Regions from separate parts of the Homo sapiens genome. Here region 1 is linked to region 2. A link is a loop called in an ENCODE intact Hi-C map of the cell type or tissue named here. Cell type or tissue: heart right ventricle. All regions are shown on one strand. Each heading gives the region's core, and the rest is flanking DNA. Links, peaks and the distances in the headings are about the cores only.

What was found. Hi-C counts contacts between places; a loop is a spot of excess contacts. Peaks named below come from ENCODE experiments on the same cell type or tissue, not always from the same donor. Only the 100,000 strongest peaks of a DNase experiment are listed, where the experiment ranks them.
Region 1: it touches region 2 in a loop (2.6-fold over the local background); 19 of 110 quality-filtered maps call a loop at or near these places.

What each region holds. Positions count from the first base shown.
Region 1 is chr9:126,511,410-126,520,105 of GRCh38, reverse strand. LOC105376276 (a long non-coding RNA gene) reads right to left here and starts at 3,645. Exons shown (of 2, transcript XR_930358.4): 1 at 3,425-3,645; 2 at 1-1,751. RefSeq lists enhancers at 1-435, 2,916-3,005 and a silencer at 5,681-5,740. In heart right ventricle, for the core only: CTCF peaks have their summits at 5,530 and 5,732 (motif pointing left); DNase peaks (open chromatin) are centred at 2,845, 3,095 and 5,745; H3K4me3 peaks cover 1,126 bases; H3K27ac peaks cover 820 bases; H3K27me3 peaks cover 4,273 bases.
Region 2 is chr9:126,684,840-126,692,893 of GRCh38, reverse strand. It overlaps LMX1B (LIM homeobox transcription factor 1 beta), which reads right to left. Exons shown (of 8, transcript NM_001174147.2): 3 at 1,826-2,058. Among named protein-coding and RNA genes, the nearest start is that of LMX1B, 75 kb to the right of the region's middle. RefSeq lists an enhancer at 4,131-5,013. In heart right ventricle, for the core only: a CTCF peak has its summit at 2,325 (motif pointing right); a DNase peak (open chromatin) is centred at 2,321; H3K27me3 peaks cover 2,877 bases.

The sequences.
Region 1 (8,696 bases), core at 2,802-7,801, 180 kb after region 2:
GCCCCGGCCACAGACCTTTGCATTCAACAGCTTCTGACACTAAAAATCAAGGTCTGTCGGCCGTTGTCATAGGAATGCAATATCCTCTGGAGGTTCCCTTATTAAAAACCAAGTCTTGCCGCCGCCGCCCAGGATAGATTTCTATTTCATTTGTATTGATCACCGGGAAATGTCTCATTCTCTGGTTGACAAATATGGCCAGCAGGGAGTGAGTTAGCGTTTGGTGGAAAACATTTGTTTCCACAGTGATTTGGGGCACCCTGAGCTTGAGCTGTGGTTATATTCACAAGGTTGTGGTGAGTAATCTCCAGCTATGATATAGAATTACAAATGTGAGAAGTGCAGTTTTGCAGAACAATAGGGCCTGGCAGGGGCTTCAGAAATCATCTAATGCGGCCGCTCCATTTCACACTCGGGGTTAAGGTAAGGAACTTGACTTATCCAGGGTCACAGAGGCAGTGGCAATTCTAGGAATTTATCCTACAGATATTACCCACTGGTGTGTGCAAATGATACTCATCACGGCACTGTTTATAAGGGCAGAAGATGTGAAACCACCTAACCAAACGCCCATCATAGGAGATTCGGTAAACAATTATGGTATATAGGCAGAATCATGTGAAATTGCCTTTTTTTTTTTTTTTTTTGCTGGTCAAAAATGGTTGAATATGAACAATCCCATAGGGGCCAATGTACTCCTTCTATTGAATGGAATGACGTGTAGTCTTCAAAGGAACGAGATGGAGAACTCTCCCAAGATATATTATTAAATGAAAAAAGCAAGCTGCAGAACAGCGTACCTGTTATGCTCCATATCTGTTTTTACAAAAAGAGACATAGCCACATTGGCTGGTATAAGCCTCCACTCGAGAAGGAGAGACAAATTGTCCGCGGTGGCTGCCGGGGGAGGGAACAGGCAGCTGAGGTGGGGATGATGTGAGGCTGATTTTTCACTTTATAGCTTCTGTACCTTCCAAATGTTACACTAGGTGTGTGCATGGCAGACAAGACATCAATTCCAATGTAAAACAAAGATCCGGATTTCAGTAGAGCCCTCATTACTAGGGGTTAAATGCTCAGCCAACTGTGTGGTCTGACAATTCTGGGCTTCAAGTCATTTCATCTCACGGAGCCTCAGTTTTCTCATCTGTCAAGTGGGGGTAATGATAGTGTTGACTTTTTAGAGTGGAAGTGACAGTTTCCTTGAGATACGAATGAGAAAGGCTTGGCATTGTGGCACAAAGTAAATGTTACATGTTATTATAAACGACACATAAATCATAACACACACATGCGCGCACATCAATCCTTACATTGACCCGTTTAGCATTTTGGTTTTCTTGGAAGAGTCTTAAAAATAGCTGTGTGTGTTCGGAGACAGGAGTCGAGATTGCTGAGTGTTACGTTTGCTGGGGGGACCGTGTTGCTGTTGCAGTGATGGCTGCCCACGCTGAATTTATAGGGTGGGTCTGATGATTTTTTTCTGAATCAGTAAATGGTCTTCCGCATGTCTATGTACACAGGCAGGTGAACTAATAGAATTAAGCTTATTGGTTTAATTCCTCTGGGCCCCCTTGGCGAGTGGAGAGCAGCTGGATGAATATTTTAATTAAGCTCTGACACCCAGAAGTCAAAGTCCTGGAGTGGTCCCATTGGGCAAGGTCTCTCGGTTTGGGGTTTAATCAAGTTCGGCTTCAGAGTTCAAATTTCTTCCTGGACAGAAATATGTCATTAGGCGTCCAAGATTTCCACTGGAAAAAAAAAATACAACTTGACTATATTTTCTCTAGAGAATGACACCATGATTCGATTAGCCCTTTTTCCTTGACATTTTGCCCACTTTATTAACTTCTGCTTTGCTTTTAAGCAGGCAACTACTGTTTTACTTCCCTGAAGAAGCTCATAATATTATAATTCAAGTGTCAGGACAGATTAGGTTAAACGAACTGTGTAATTCCCGAAGGAAAACAAACTTCAAAACGGACGAGGTTTGCCTTGTCACATGTCATGGATTGCATTAGCGGGGAACGACGAGTCTATCACCTAATGTGCTAATGTTGGCTCAAGTGTTCCCCACTCTGCAAGGTGAGAAATGACTTAGCTAACAAAACATTTAGTTTTCCCCTCTTTGCATTCTTTCTTTATGAGATTCCGAATGTGACATTTTCACCAAAAAATCTCTGTGCTTATTTGTGAAAAATGTATATTAAAACCAAAACCCATCAAATGGAAAGAAATCACAGATGGTTTTATTCACAAGCAGTAGAATTAATGGCCTCTCTTCTCTTTATAAATATTAGAAGCAGATGAGTTCATTACGCTCTCACCCTAATAAAGAAAACCTGCTTGATTTTGACAAGACATCGACTTATCTAACACATCTACTAAATAACAAAGCCACTTCCCGCCCGTTAAAACACGGCTCGAAAACACCAGCTTTACCTGGACTGATTCTAAATTAATGAAAAACACTCCAAAGACAGCAAACGAAGTGGGGCGCGGGGGATGGAATTCAAGAGATTTTTGAAAATGTGACTGATTTTGAAAAGAGAGGGTTTTGAAATGTTTACTTTGTGGTGGTTTGAAATTTTTACATCTTTCAACAAAGCGGGCAGAGAAGTGAAACCATCTGAAAGGGCTTTTGAAAAGAGCGATTCAGCACAAGTTGGATGAAGCTGCGGTTCCTTTATCTCGGTGAATCTGTGGACATCGTGCAGGGGAGGCCCGGCCCCTGGTCCCACTCCTCCCCAGTGCGGCAGCCTCAGCCACGGCTTCAAAGCGCCGTTGGCTGAGCATCCTGGGAGGGAATCGGACACCTCGCCCTGGGGCCGCGCGGCTCGCTAGTTCCTATTCCTGAGCCCTGCAGCCTGATGTAGTCATCTCCTTGGTCATGGGAGTCCGGGGTATTTCTGTTTGTGCCGCTTTCAGCACTTGTTAAGAAAGAAGTGGGAGGCTTATGTGAAACTGCGAAAGATGGTTTTTCTCTCCAGAGCCACGGCATTTGGGGCCTCAGCTTATCCATCATTGCAAAGATTGTTCAGAGAAATGGAATGAGTCAGCCCTGCCCAGAGGGGAAGGAAAATGAAGCATGCATGGAGCCTCTGTCCCGGGCCCTTCTTGGCTGGGCTCCCGTGGAAGGGCGTGGGCTCCTTAGCCTGAAAGCTGCCCAGGGAATGTCTTTGGGGAGGGAAGCCACACAGTTTAAGAAAAATGGCACATCAGCATGGCTTTGGTCCCTTATTCTACCATTCAGGACTCTCAACCAGGATTCCATCCCACACTTTCCCACCCTAAGACCAATAGCGGGCTTACACCGCAGAGATCAGACACCTGCACTCAAGTGTCATGGTTGGGGGCGGGAGTGGTGGTCAAAGCTGAAACACTATTTCTAAGCAGCTCCTTAAAAGTGAACCAAGCCCGGTACCTCCACATCGTCCCAGGAACCTGCATCTTTCTTGCTGTTCTGTGCTCTCTTCCTCCAAGTGAGGGTCTATGAATTCTCTGACAGGCCCAGGTGGAGTTCCGAACCGTGAGATCATCCGAGTCCTTCCTTCATGCCTCAGTTTCACATGTAGCCAACTTCTGGGGAGATTTTTGAGGAAGCAACAAGTTTGAGCCAAGACCCCATGATTGAAATTCTCCAATAAATCCCTCCCAGCTGAGCCCTAAGGGGCTGTAGTTGCTTCAGCAAGCAGGGACGGCAGGAAGGGGGGCGGTGGGGGGGGGGTGTTGCAGACTTCAAACAGGACCTGGAGTGGTGGGGGTGGCGGGGGATTGTGCCGGGAGAGGAGGCCACCGAGCCAGGGCTCAGAGTTAATTAGCCTGCATGGTGGCACCTCTACGCACAGCTCTCTCCCTAGGCAAGCATCAGCAACTCGGCTTCTTTGCCGACATGGCCTCTCATTTAGAGCCAAGTCTGGAAGAGTAGGAGACTCGAACCACATTTAGAATGAACGTTTGCGGCCCTTGGAAGGCCCCAGCCTGGGGGTACTCTGCCCTCCCACCAGGAGTTCTGAGGGAGCTGAGGTTGTGTTCAAAAGCCTTGCAAACATCAAGTGTGGATTGTCTTCAGGCACTAGGCTGTGTCTATCACCTGAGTGACGGGACCATCATCTCCCCCATTTTACAGATGAGAAAAGTGAGGCTCAGAGAGGCAAAGCCACCGGCTCAAGGGCATATTGTGGTGGTAAGGGGAATCCAGGTTGGAATTCATATCCTCTAGTTTACGCCACTGGCTGGAGATGGGGACCTAGCCAGAGACCAGCAGAGGACAGTTGGCCCTGAGTACACGGCCCTCACCTCAGCCCTGACCCCTCGCACTGTCCGTGACATTCAATCAGGTGCCGGTGATGTCTGGCCCAGCAGTTGGGGCAGGGCCTCCCCAGCTTCCCGGCGACAAATGGTTCTCATTTGAAAGGGAGGTTATAAAAACACATGCCCAAAGACACTGTCAGGGAACTGAGGATTAATCTCATTTCAGTCAAAGACCATTTCAAATATTTTTCTGGGGGGGAGTGGGGGCGGCACAGCCCTGGCTGGGAAGGAAGTCAGAGTTGCTGGCGTGCCCCTCAGGTCGGCGGGTTTGAAGGCGGCTGAGATGCCGGCTGGTGGGGGCCAGGGTCACTCCGTACCTAGTAAGGCAGAGTCTGACAGAGGAACGAGGCTTTGCTCCACGAGTCCCCAAGGCTGGCTTTGCGGGAGGCCTACACTCTGGCGTGGACGCTCACACTGCGTTCAATATGTTGGCTGTGTTTCAGGGCAGTTTAAGTTGCCAAAAGGAAGGGAAGGATTAGGCGCCTGGGACATTTTCATTTTCTGGATGGTGTCAAAAAGCGGAGTGTTTTTGCCGTGTGGCTCAACCAGAGCGGGCCCTGAAGGGCAGCCAGGGGAGGGGCACTGCCGCCAAGCCTCCTGCCCAGACACCTGTGGCTGCACAGCGAGTCCCCCACTCCAGCCAGGGACTGGAGGGAGCACCCACTCTAAGCCACCAGCTCCCAAACTGGGGGGCCTGGGTCCCTAAATGGCAACCCGTGGGATTTGGGGCACAGGCTTGGGACTGCAGGTGGGGCCTCTGCTGAGCGGGCATAACCCCAATAGCTCCATTTACTGAGAGCTCAGGGGGTGCCCAGCAGCGTGGGCCAAGCTCATCGTATTATACAATGGCCCTCTGAGGGGAGGACTTTTCTTATCCCCATTTTACAGCGGGGGAAGTTGAGGTTCAGGGAGGGGCGCAGGTGGCTTGCCTAAGGACTGGAAGCTGGGCAATAGTGATACATCTTTAACTTTCTCAGAAACCTTTTAAAGGAGGGACTGTTGACCTTCCCATTTTCCGGATGTGAATGTTGAGGCTCCTGATGTGACTGCCCAAGCCCACCCTTTAGGGGCGGGTGGAGCTGGGGGGCTTGCTCGGGCCTCTCCAGTCGACCCGCATTCCCGACCAAAGCGAGCGCGGCTGGGCCCGGCCCCGCAGTCTATGGGAGCCACCCCAGGTCCACGAGGTCCGGACGCCGCAGGGGGTGGGAGGCCGGCGGGGCGCTGCGGGGACTTGCGCGGCGGGCTAGCCTCCTTCCAAACACACGTCCGTAGCGCGGTGCCGAGGGATTGATTTGCCTCCAGTCCGCGGAGCTCCGCCTCGTGTGTGCTGGGGTCCGAGCATCCCCAGTGCGCGGCCGGGGCGTTCCCGCAGGGCCCAGCGAGGGCCGGGGAGCCGGGCGCCCCCGCGCGGCCGGACCGCGTGAGAACCCGTGTTTGGGGGCGGAGCGCAGGGCGGGGTCCCGGGCGGGCGGCACGGTGGGAGGGGCCTCGTGCAGGCGGCTCTGGAGGTCCACCCTGCTGGGCAACCTAGAAAGGGAGGTGCCAGAACCCTTGGGTTCCAGGGGAGAAAGCAGGCCAGAGACCTCCTGGGGCCCTCTCGCTGGGCAATGGAACTCCAAGGGGCTTTGCCTCGCTGCGAAGTGCCTCTTCCTGGGCCTGCGGGAGGTGAGGTGGTCTTGGCCCCTGCCAGGACCCACCCTAGGGAGCGCCCCCCAGTCAGTGAGGTGGGGTGCTGGAGACCTGGCCCGACATCATCCCTCTTCCTCAGCGGGAAGCTCTCTTGAGCTAACTGGGGCTGGTGCTTAGCCTGGAAGCAGATTGCTAGCGTGCTCCTGAGTCTCTGCACAAGGCCAGGGGACAGGTAGGGGGAGGAAGCTCACACGACCTCAGACCCTCAGTCTCCCTTCCTGCCCGTGGAGGGGCCTGGTGGGGCTTCCCCGTGGCCAAACGCCCTCTGCTGCATCCCCCACCCCTGCCGTGTGCCTTGCCCCAGGCCAAGTATGTAATGGGTTTGCTCAATTCCTCCTCCAGAAAGCCCTGGTTGCTGCTGGCTGCTGTTATCCCAGAGCCCCAGGGGCACATCAAGGGAGGTGACTAAGCTGGGCCCTGAACTGGGCCTGTCTCACCTCATGAGCCATCCTCACCTTAACCCCACAGGACAGGACACCTCCTTCCAGGTGTGCATAATCCAGGCCGCGCCAGGAGCGGCACTGGAGTTGGACATGCCTGGGCTGGAGGCCCTGAGGTGCCCCTGTCTGACTGTGTGCTTCTGAGCACTCTCTGGAGCCTCAGTTTCCTTATCTGCTAAATGGGCCATCCCTAACTTCAGGACTGTGGTGATGACACACAGAAGGCTACCCCTGCTGTCCTCTGTAAACGTTTGCTGATGCCCAGTGAACAATGAAATACCTCCCCCCTTGACATTTGCTTACCTTCCCTGGGAAACACATCCTAGTCCAGCCCCCTCTAGAGCTCAGGGCATACCTTGCCTCCTCCAGAAACCCTTCCTCACTCATCTTCCAGGGAAGGTACTGGCAGGAAAAAAAGCCAAACATTTTTTTTAAAGGGTTTGGGAGGATAGGCAAAGATTTTTAAACGAGACACAGAAAGAACGATCATAGAGGAAAAGGTTGAAAATTGGACTATGTTTTTTTTTTTTTTTTTTTTTTTTTTTGAGACGGAGTTTCGCTCTTGTTGCCCAGGCTGGAGTGCAATGTCGCGATCTTGGCTTACCACAACCTCTGCCTCCCAGGTTCAAGCGATTCTCCTGCCTTAGCCTCCCGAGTAGCGGGGATTACAGGCATGGCCACCACGCCCAGCTAATTTTGTATTTTTAGTAGAGACGGGGTTTCTCCATGTTGGTCAAGCTGGTCTCGAACTCCCAACCTCAGGTGATCCACCCACCTCAGCCTCCCAAAGTGTCGGGATTACAGGTGTGAGCCACTGTGCCAGGGTATTTAGTTTTCTTATACCAATTTTGACATTTTATATTTTTCCAGATATATGGTAATTAATACATGGTTACTAATAATATTCCTGTTAACTGTTATATCTGCAGTTATCTTTTGTTTTAATTCTTATTTGCCTCTTCTTTCTCCTTGTCTGAAGTTTGTCTCTTTTAGTCTTTTCAAAGAACCAAATTTTGACTTTGTTCATAATTTCTGTTTGCTTGATTTCATCGATTCTTTTTATCATTATTTCCTATTTCTTTGCACTTACTTGTTGCTCTTTTCCTATCTTCTTCAGTTAAAAGCGTAGCTTGTTTATGTTCAATCTTTCTTGCTTTTGGATAAATTTAAACTGTAAATTTCATTGTCTACCGTTTCAATCGTGTCCCACAATTTTTTTATTTTTATTTTTTAGAGATGGGGTTTCTGTCATCCAGGAGAGTGGAGTGCAGTGGTGCAATCATAGCTCACTGTAACCTAAAACTCCTGGGCTTAAGCAGTCCTCCTGCCTCAGCCTTCCAAGTAGCTGGTACTACAGGAGCACACCACCATGCCTGGCTATTTTTTTTTTTTTTGAATTTTTTTGTAGAGACAGGATCTCACTATGTTGCCCAGGCTGGTCTCAAACTCCTGGCCTCAACTGATCCTCCTGCCTTGGCCTCCTGGAGTACTGGGATTACAGTACATGTGAACCACCATGCTTGGCCTCCCACAAATTTTGATATGTAGTGATTTCATTATTATTTTCCTCTAAGATGTTAATAATTTCCCTTATGGCTTCCTCTTATTTAATTGTAGTGCATTTTCCAATCATGTGTGGTTTTAAAAAGCTATCATTTTGCTTTACATTTCTTATTTTTTCATTGTATGATCAGAGATGGTTTTAGATATGACGTTGGCTCTTTGGAAATTATTGAGGTTTGTTTAGTGGCTTAGTTCTTAGTTGATTCTGAAAGGATATGGGATCTATGCCAGGTTGAAAGTTCTCTGCTTGTTAATCAGGTTATTCAAACATTTTATATCTTTGCTCATATTTTGGCAATTTGACTACAGTTTCTGAGAGAGGTGTGTTAAAATCTTCAAGTGCAATTACTGGCTTATCTGTTTTTGTCTCTCTAGGTCTGTCAGTATTTCAAAACTGACAGGCTCTTATTCCAAACAACTTCTCCCTGCCCAATGTTCCCAGGGTCCTCCCACATCTCTTGGAGGATGCCTTTTGTTTATATTTAACTCATGCTCTGGCTGGTCTATGACTTCTGCTTCTGCTGGTGTGGGTTGCTCAGCTTTTTGTCTTCCCTGGGTGGATGAGCTCTTCTGATGTCTGTTCTTCCACCTGCCCCTGGGAATTCATAGTTCCCTGGGACTCAGCTCCACTGGCTGGTAACATGTAACTGGGGAAGTGGTGAAAGCTCAGAATTGAGTTGTTGTTGTTTT
Region 2 (8,054 bases), core at 1-5,000:
CATCCTGGGCCGCAGGGCACACCTGCACAGGAACTCACACAGGTGCGCCTCGGACAACCACAGCACAGGCATGCACACACGTACATGTGGCTGCACACACTTTCAGGAAGGCAGGCCCACTCGGGGAACAGGCAGACAGGTGCACGCACGGTTGTGCACATGGCTGTGTGGACATACACGAAAGTGTGCAAGCAAAGACACACACCACAGATATTCACACAAGAGTGCTTCTGACCACAGCGTATGCACGCACACACTCGTAAGATGCACACTCACCTGCTGCCACATACACGTGGGCTCACAAAGGCCCTCACGCGTGCAACTCACAGGCGTATTCACACACATGGGCCCATGCTCACGGGCAGGAACGTACAGGCATGCATGCATCTGGACAGACACACACAGCGTGCGGAAGCATGTGCATTCTCCCAGTGCTACAGCCACACCCACCATGCACACATGGCACTTCCCCGCCCCAGGTTTGGGTCTCAGAAATGCCAGCAGCCCCAGATGGATGGCCAAGCCTCCCCAGCCACCACTGGGCCTCCCGCTGCCCCCCAGGCTGGTCTCCTTTCTTCAATCCTGTTCTTGGAGTATGAGGCGGGTGATCTCCTCCCACTGAGACCCCCTCTGCTGGGGCTGGCCAGCCTCTGCTCTTCCTCAGGAGTCCAGGCAGCTGGAAGCCATGGAGCTGGCTGCAGCAGTGCCCTGCCCAGGGATGGGTAGGGACAGATGGTGGTGGGCTCACTGCCTCCACGCAGGCCCTGGCCATGGAAAACCCTTCCCATGTGGCAGATCCTGTTGCCGGAGGGCTCCAGGTTACCCATGGGGCCTGGCAGACCGGGACACCTCCTCTCCATGCCTCCTGCTCCAGTCCTTCCCCACTGTTCCCAGGAAGAACAAGGACCAAAGCCACCTCCTGGGCTTTCCCTCCTTAAGGCTCACTCCTGGCTGGGCTTGCCCTGTCTGCCAGGAGGCCTTCAAATTGGCCTCGTCCTTTTGGGGGCTAGAGCAGAGGAGGGAGGGTCCTTCACCCTGGGAAATGGGGTCTTTCCCTCCAGCACAGAGGGCCCAGCCCCCTCCCTTCGGCTGGGAAACAGAGGCTGGCTCGAGGCTGTTTGCTTCTCACTGCTGAAGGCTCCAGGGGGCTGAGAAGGGGAAGGCACATCATCTCCCTGCCTCTCAGGCATCCCCAGCCTGTGGACTGGGTGCTGGTGAAGACCCCTGTGGAGCTGGGCTGCGGGTTGGTGGGGGGCCATCAAGGCAGAGAGGGTAAGGGGGGTGGGCCAGAGAACAAGAGGTGTGTGTGTGCACACAAGCACAATCCACAGTACATGTGAGCATGTGGACAAACATATATGTGCAGCCATGTGGACCGGTGTTTAGTGCACAAGTGTGCTGTGTCATGTGTGTATGTGTATGTATGCTTAAGTGTGTACACTTGTGTGTGTGGACCTGGGTGTGGCTTTTGAATTCCCGGGTATGTGAACACATATCTCCACATACATGTACATGTATCCATACTCAGGGTAGGGGTATTCCTGCATGCATTTTATGTGCTTGTGTGCACACATGTGATCACACATATGTTTATATGTATGGATGCGTAGGTCTCAGGGGTAGTGTGCCTGGGGGGATGCATGTTCGTATCATGTGCACACAGGTGGACACGTCAGTGCGCGTGTGCATCTGGATATGCATGTACCATCTGTGTGCAGCTCAGGTCCTGGAAGCAGGAGGTGGCTTCTCCAGCCGGGACTCCCCTCCAGGACACCCCAGCAACCCCCGTCCCTGAGGCCTGCCCCCAGCTCAGGCCAGGCCTCACCGGAGTCGGACTCGTCGGGGCTCACGGAGCTGAGCAGGTCCTTCTCCTTCTCGTAGTCACCCTTGCACAGCAGCTGGCCCTCCTTGAGCACGAATTCGTCGCCCTTGCGTAGCTGCCGTTCACACACGCAGCAGCAGAAGCAGCCCAGGTGGTACACGCACTCCAGCGCCCGCATCACGAACTCGGTGGGGGCGATCTTCTCCATGCAGCCGCTGCACTTGGCCGCGAAGAGCCTGCGGATGCACAAAGCGGGCGTGTTGGCGGTGCTCAGAAGTCCCTCCCAGAGGCCACTCCTGCCGAGGGCCTCTCCCTCTTGCCACCCTGACCCTCAGGCCCAGGTGGGAGGGAGAGGCCCTCCTTGGGCACCAGGTCAGACAGCAGAAGGGCCCTGCAGCCCTATTCTTCTGCCTACAGGCCCCCAGTGGCCCTGGGGTGGGTGCTGGCATCCTGCCTAGAGTCACCTGTCCCGGGCGTGGCAGCTCAGGGCCCTTCCAGCTCAGAGACACGGTGGCCACAAGAGGGCAGTGTGGAGGGTCCACTCAAACTTTCCTTGGGGGCCAGGTCAGCCCCTGGCTGGAAAGGATCCTTTCTACCTCAGCTCCCTGGTCTGCCTCTCCTCTGATCCTCCCTCACCAACACATCCAAGCAATTCCCAGCCCTGCCCAACCCACTGCCCAGCCTGGGCCCCTCCTCTCCTGCCCGAGCAACTGCCTGGTCCCCTCTCTGGGCTCCTGGCCCCTTCAATCCTTCAAACCCCAGCCCACACAGGAACCGTCACACACACAGGAGCCAGGGGGATCTTTCTAAAATACAAATCGGATCAAGCTGCTTCCCTGCTCCAGACTCTTCCATGGCTCCCTAGTGCCCTTAGGAGACCATCCGAGCTCCTGAGGCTGGCACTCAAGGCCCTTCATGATCCCGCCTCTTCCCTTTCTACCCTCTGCTTCCCCAGGCTGCAGCCCCAAAGAACAGCCTGCAGTTTCTCCAGAGCACTATCATGGCAGCCATCTTTCGACCCATCTTTCTCTGTCCTTTGGCTTGGCTAACACCTTCCCATCCCTCCGTCTCAGCTTACGCATCTCCATCACGAACAGATATTCACTGAGCACGTATAGAGTGCCAGCCCTGCTCTAAGCATCTTATATGCAGAGACGCATTTAATCCTTGCAACAACCCTGCAAGAAAAGAATGAACATTAACCCCATTTTAGAGATGAGGAAATTGAGGTGCTAAGAGGCAGAGTTGCTTGCTCAGGGTCGCATGGGTAGTAAATGCTGGAGGCAACTCCCAGGCTGGGCCTAATCCAGCTTCCACATGACAACGTGATTCCATCTCCCATCTCCCATCATCTCTGCAGACAAACGAGGGCCGGGAGAGGTGGTCTCCGGGCCCTGGTCAGCACTAGCAGGAGGGCTGGGCAGCACGGCCCCTCCTCTGCTGTGTCTGCTGACCGCTCCTCCCGACACTCCCCCACCCTGTCACGTGTCCTGCTCTGTGGGAACTCAGCTCAACAACACTTTGATGGAAAAATTTATGAAGAATCAAATTATTGCTGCTGGGAGGGAATTAAAACCATTTTTCATTCCCGGCGTCCCCGGGCCATGTCTGCGGGCGCCACCTTGGGAGCGCTGTGCACATCCCATCCCTCTTTATGGCCCACCATCACGGGCACAGATTACAGCTGCAATTCTCTACTAATCGGTTCTGGAACAGAAATGGCCATAAATGGGAGGCACTCGCCTGCCTCCCTTCCTGGAGCTGCCGTCAGAACCGCCCACGGCGAGCTGGTGGGGCGAAGTGGGCAGGGCCACTTGGAGCTCTGCATGCTGCCTGGGCACTGGCCAGAGCACTCAGCAGGGGGCACCCCCAGCAACCCCTGCCACCCACCTCTATTCTACCCAGCAGGCTCCTACTCATCCTGCAATGCCCAACTCCAATGCCACCTCCTCTGGGAAGCCTTCTCTGATGCCCCAGTCTGGGGGAGGTAGCCTCCTCTATGCTCCCCTCAGCGTCCCCCACCTCAGTTTACTCCTGTAAAATGGAGATGTCAAGCCCTTCCTGAAGGCTGTTGTCAGGATTCGAGGATGCTGAGCATGTAACTCAGTACACGGGTATCACAGCAGAATGACAATGCATGTCCCTGTTGGTGCCCAACTCTACCACCTCTACCAGGGTTCCATGAGACAGGACCTGGCCCCATCTGATCCTCAAGGGGGCCTCCGTGAGTGTTTACAGAGTAGGTGAGTAAAGGCCTGGGGTGAGCTGAGGCTGAGGCCAGGCTCTGCTCTGGGCATGCTGGACCCCACCAGCCTGCAGGGCATGGCTCTGCAAGGGGAATGTGGGCTGGATTTTGGCTCTAATTTGGCCCTCTGGCTGAATCCCCTTGTTCAGGGCACAACCTACCCAACTGTCAGTGACAGCTTTAGGCAGAGGCCCTAGGAATCTGGCTGGCTGTCCAGCTCTCCCGAGGGGCTGAGGAAGGAGCCTGGGTTTGTAGAACCCGGTGCTCTGACATGGAGGGTGGTCCTCCCCCAACCCCTACTGCCCCTCTGTCCCCTCCCCACACTCCACCTGACCTAGTGGCCACACTAAGGTCTGCAGCCTGACCTCTGCGGCCTCTGAGTGGACAGACACTGGCCGTGTCGCTGCTAGCGTGGGAGCGCCACGGTCCCAGGGTCCCAGGCCAGGGTCAGCACACCTTGGGTGACTCCCGGAGAGGAAACCTTCTTAGGCTGGGGAAGGGGCAGCAGGGCGGGTGACCTGCATTTGCAGTCAAAGCCACAGTGCTGGCTGTGCTCAGAACAGCCGCGCTAATGCCTTGGCAGCAGGGGGTCGATTGCTACTTTCTCCAAACTCATCAACACAATCTATTATTAATACTTCTCCAAAGGCTCAGTGCCGCCATTACAGAGGCAGCGCCAGCCACTCAGGGTATCATCTGTTATCTAGATTGCAAAAACTCAGGAAATAAAACAAACTGCGCGCACTTTATAAACAGAATGCGCCATCCGTTTGGTCTCCAAGCATCTCTCCACCCAATAAAACATCGGGGGGGATGCATGAAATACTCACTCCCAATTATGGGGCTGCCTTTGTCTACTGTGCTGGGGTGAGAGCGACTAATGGCGTGTATGGGAGGGGTTGGGGATACCAGCGGGGTTCCCTCTTCTCTGTGAGCCCCCATTCCCCCTCTCTTCGTGCCTCCCACCACGGAGGACTATGGAGCCAGCCACTGAGAAGAAGGCCCAGCCACAGACAGGTGGCATTGGAATCACATGGACTTGAGTTCCATGCCTTGTCCCACCACTTGCTAGCTGGTGACCGGGCAAGTAATTTTTCTTCTCGAGCCTCAGCTCACTTATCTATACAATGGGCTGGACAACACTGCCTGCATCTCAGCATGAAGATGTAGCGAGTTGTCAGTGTAAAGCAGCAGGTGTGGCGGGCACAACCTCCATAACTTCCTTGCTGTGCAGCTTTAGGCAAGGCATTTGACCTCTCTGAACCTCAAATTCTTCATCTATAAAATGGGAATGATCAGGCCAGCGCGGTGGCTCACGCCTGTGATCCCAGCACTTTGGGAGGCTGAGGCGGGCGGATCACTTAAGGTTAGGAGTTCAAAACCAGCCTGGCCAACATGGTGAAACCCCGTCTCTACTAAAAATACAAAAAATTAGCCGGGTATGGTGGCACACACCTGTAATCCTAGCTACTCCGGAGGTTGAGGCAAGAGAATCACTTGAACCTGGGAGGTGGAGATTGTGGTGAGCCAAGACCGCACCACTGCACTCCAGCCTGGGCGACAGAGAGAGACTCCGTCTCAAAAAATATATAAAAAATAAAAAAAAAAAGGGAATGATCATCCCCGACCATGGGGTTGTTGGCAGGGGCTGGATGCATTTAAAGCCCTCGGCACCATGCTGGCATGAAGAAGGTACTCCAGGTACCCCACATTTCTTTTGTTCGGTGTGTGCCCAAAACGCCTTTGTTGCTCACCCTTGCTAGAGTCTCCATGATTCCTGGGGGCAGCCTCCCTGACGCTGACTGGGTTTACAGGGCCCCACTGTGCCTCCTTCTCACCACCACCCCGGGTTCCGGCCAGCCCTTCTAGCTTGTTTGGCCTGATCTGGACAGAGCACTCCTGGCTCCGTTATCAGTCTCAGAACATTACTGAGGACTAATAATGCTCAGTTATCAGCTGCCTGCATCACCTCATTCAATCCTCACAGAACCCTCAAAGGAAGATGCTGTTTCCATTCCCATTTTACAGATGAGCACAGAAAGGTGCAGAGGCCAGGTCACTCTTTTAAGGTCACACGGCAGCATCACCAGATACTCCAGATACTCCCTCCCTGCTCTGTGCATCTCCATGTGCCTTTGCTCATAAGCTGCCCTTACCCTGGGCCCTGGGCACCATGCCCATGTCTGTCTCTTCCTGAGACTTGGGGCCCGATTCACCTCAAGTTCTTATTACTCAGCATCAGCCCGGCCTCCAGAAGGTGGGGGTGGCCATACACATCTCCCCTACCTCCAAACACATTTTTCCCCTCCAGGGGATCATCTGATATTATGGAGTAAGAAATTCCATTTTCAGGGATGTCCCTCCTTTGAAGAGTCCCAGGCTGTGAGAAGATATCTCCATATCCTCTGAGTTTTTACGGGTTTATTTGTTTAATGCTCAATTTATTAAACTCATAAGGCTAATAAACAAAACTCTGAAAGCCAATTTTTTCAGGAGCATTTGAACATGGATTACTAATCTGATTAATTTCTTTTTTTTTTTTTTTTTGAGATGGAGTCTCACTCTGTTGCCCAGGCTGGAGTGCAGTGGTATGATCTCGGCTCACTGCAAGCTCCGCCTCCTGGGTTCACGCTGTTCTCCTGCCTCAGCCTCCCGAGTAGCTGGGACTATAGGCACCCGCCACCACGCCCGGCTAATTTTTTGTATTTTTTAGTAGAGACGGGGTTTCACCGTGTTAGCCAGGATGGTCTCGACTTAAATCACTGGCAGCTGCAGAGACACACAGGGTATGGCTGATTCTTTCACCTCCAGTAACATTGGCTTCCTAATGTCCTGGGAGCACTCCAGCTTCTCCAAGCAGGTCTTCATGCCCAGATCTTAAGGTCCAGACTGCATGCACCGGGCTTGGAATCCCAGCCCTATCACTTCCTAGCACTGGAATCTTGCACAAGTCCCTTCTCTTGAGCCTCTGTCCACATCTGTCCAATGGGGATGATGACAGAGGCTGCCTTACAGGGCTGGGCTCAATAAACGGTGATCATGATCACTGTTATCAACTCTCCAGGACTTACCACCCTAACTCTCCGCTTACTACCCTTGCTGAGTCAAGATCTCCTACCCTCCTCTGAGGGTGCCATTCCCACACCCCGTCACTGCCCTTTACAGTTTATGTGGCTCTTCCTTGAGTTCTCAGAACAATTCACACTTCACACTCCACTCAGGTCTCTCTACTCTCAGTAGACCTCTTCCACTCCTCAAGGCAACCCTGTCCAGCCCCTCCGCCACAGCTTAGGGCAACTCCCAGCCTTTGTCCAGGACACTGCTACCTACCACTTCAGAGAGAAAGCAGAAGGTTGGGAGAGAGACACCCAAAGTTTGGTCTTGCCTCCTCATGAAGTTAGATTACAAACCTCTTCATTTCTGAACGTCCAAGAGTACCCCAAAATGTCAGGATAAGCCCAAAGACCTCGCTGTGGCACTCAAGGCCCCACCCACCCCGTGACACCCAGCTCTCTCGGCCAGGCTTCTCACTACTCCCTGAACATAGCAAGTCCCTTCTTGCCTCCTTAGTGCTTAAAATTCCATCTGCTTCCAAGGCCTGGCTTCTCTGCCCCCTTCCTTTGCATCTTGCTAAACTCCTCTTCATCCTTGAAGACCCAATTCAAGTGTCACCTCCTCTGTGAAGCCTTCCCTGATAGCCAGAATCCCAGCCACTCTCCAGTTATTTGTGCGTCTGAAGTCCCTACCAACCCAGAAATCAGATACTGGGTCTAATTTACTGGCATGGAGGAGGTGGTTAGTGTTTGTCAAATGAATGAACAACCATGTGTGAAACTAAATGGGCAGCCAGCTAGCACAAAAAAACACCAGGTATTCTGCTCCTAGGGGTCTGAAACTGCCACCAGGTAACAAGGTAAGTGAACTTGCCCTCCTGCCCCCAGCCCCTTCACAACAACACAACTTGGGTCCGGTTTGTTGAATTTGTAT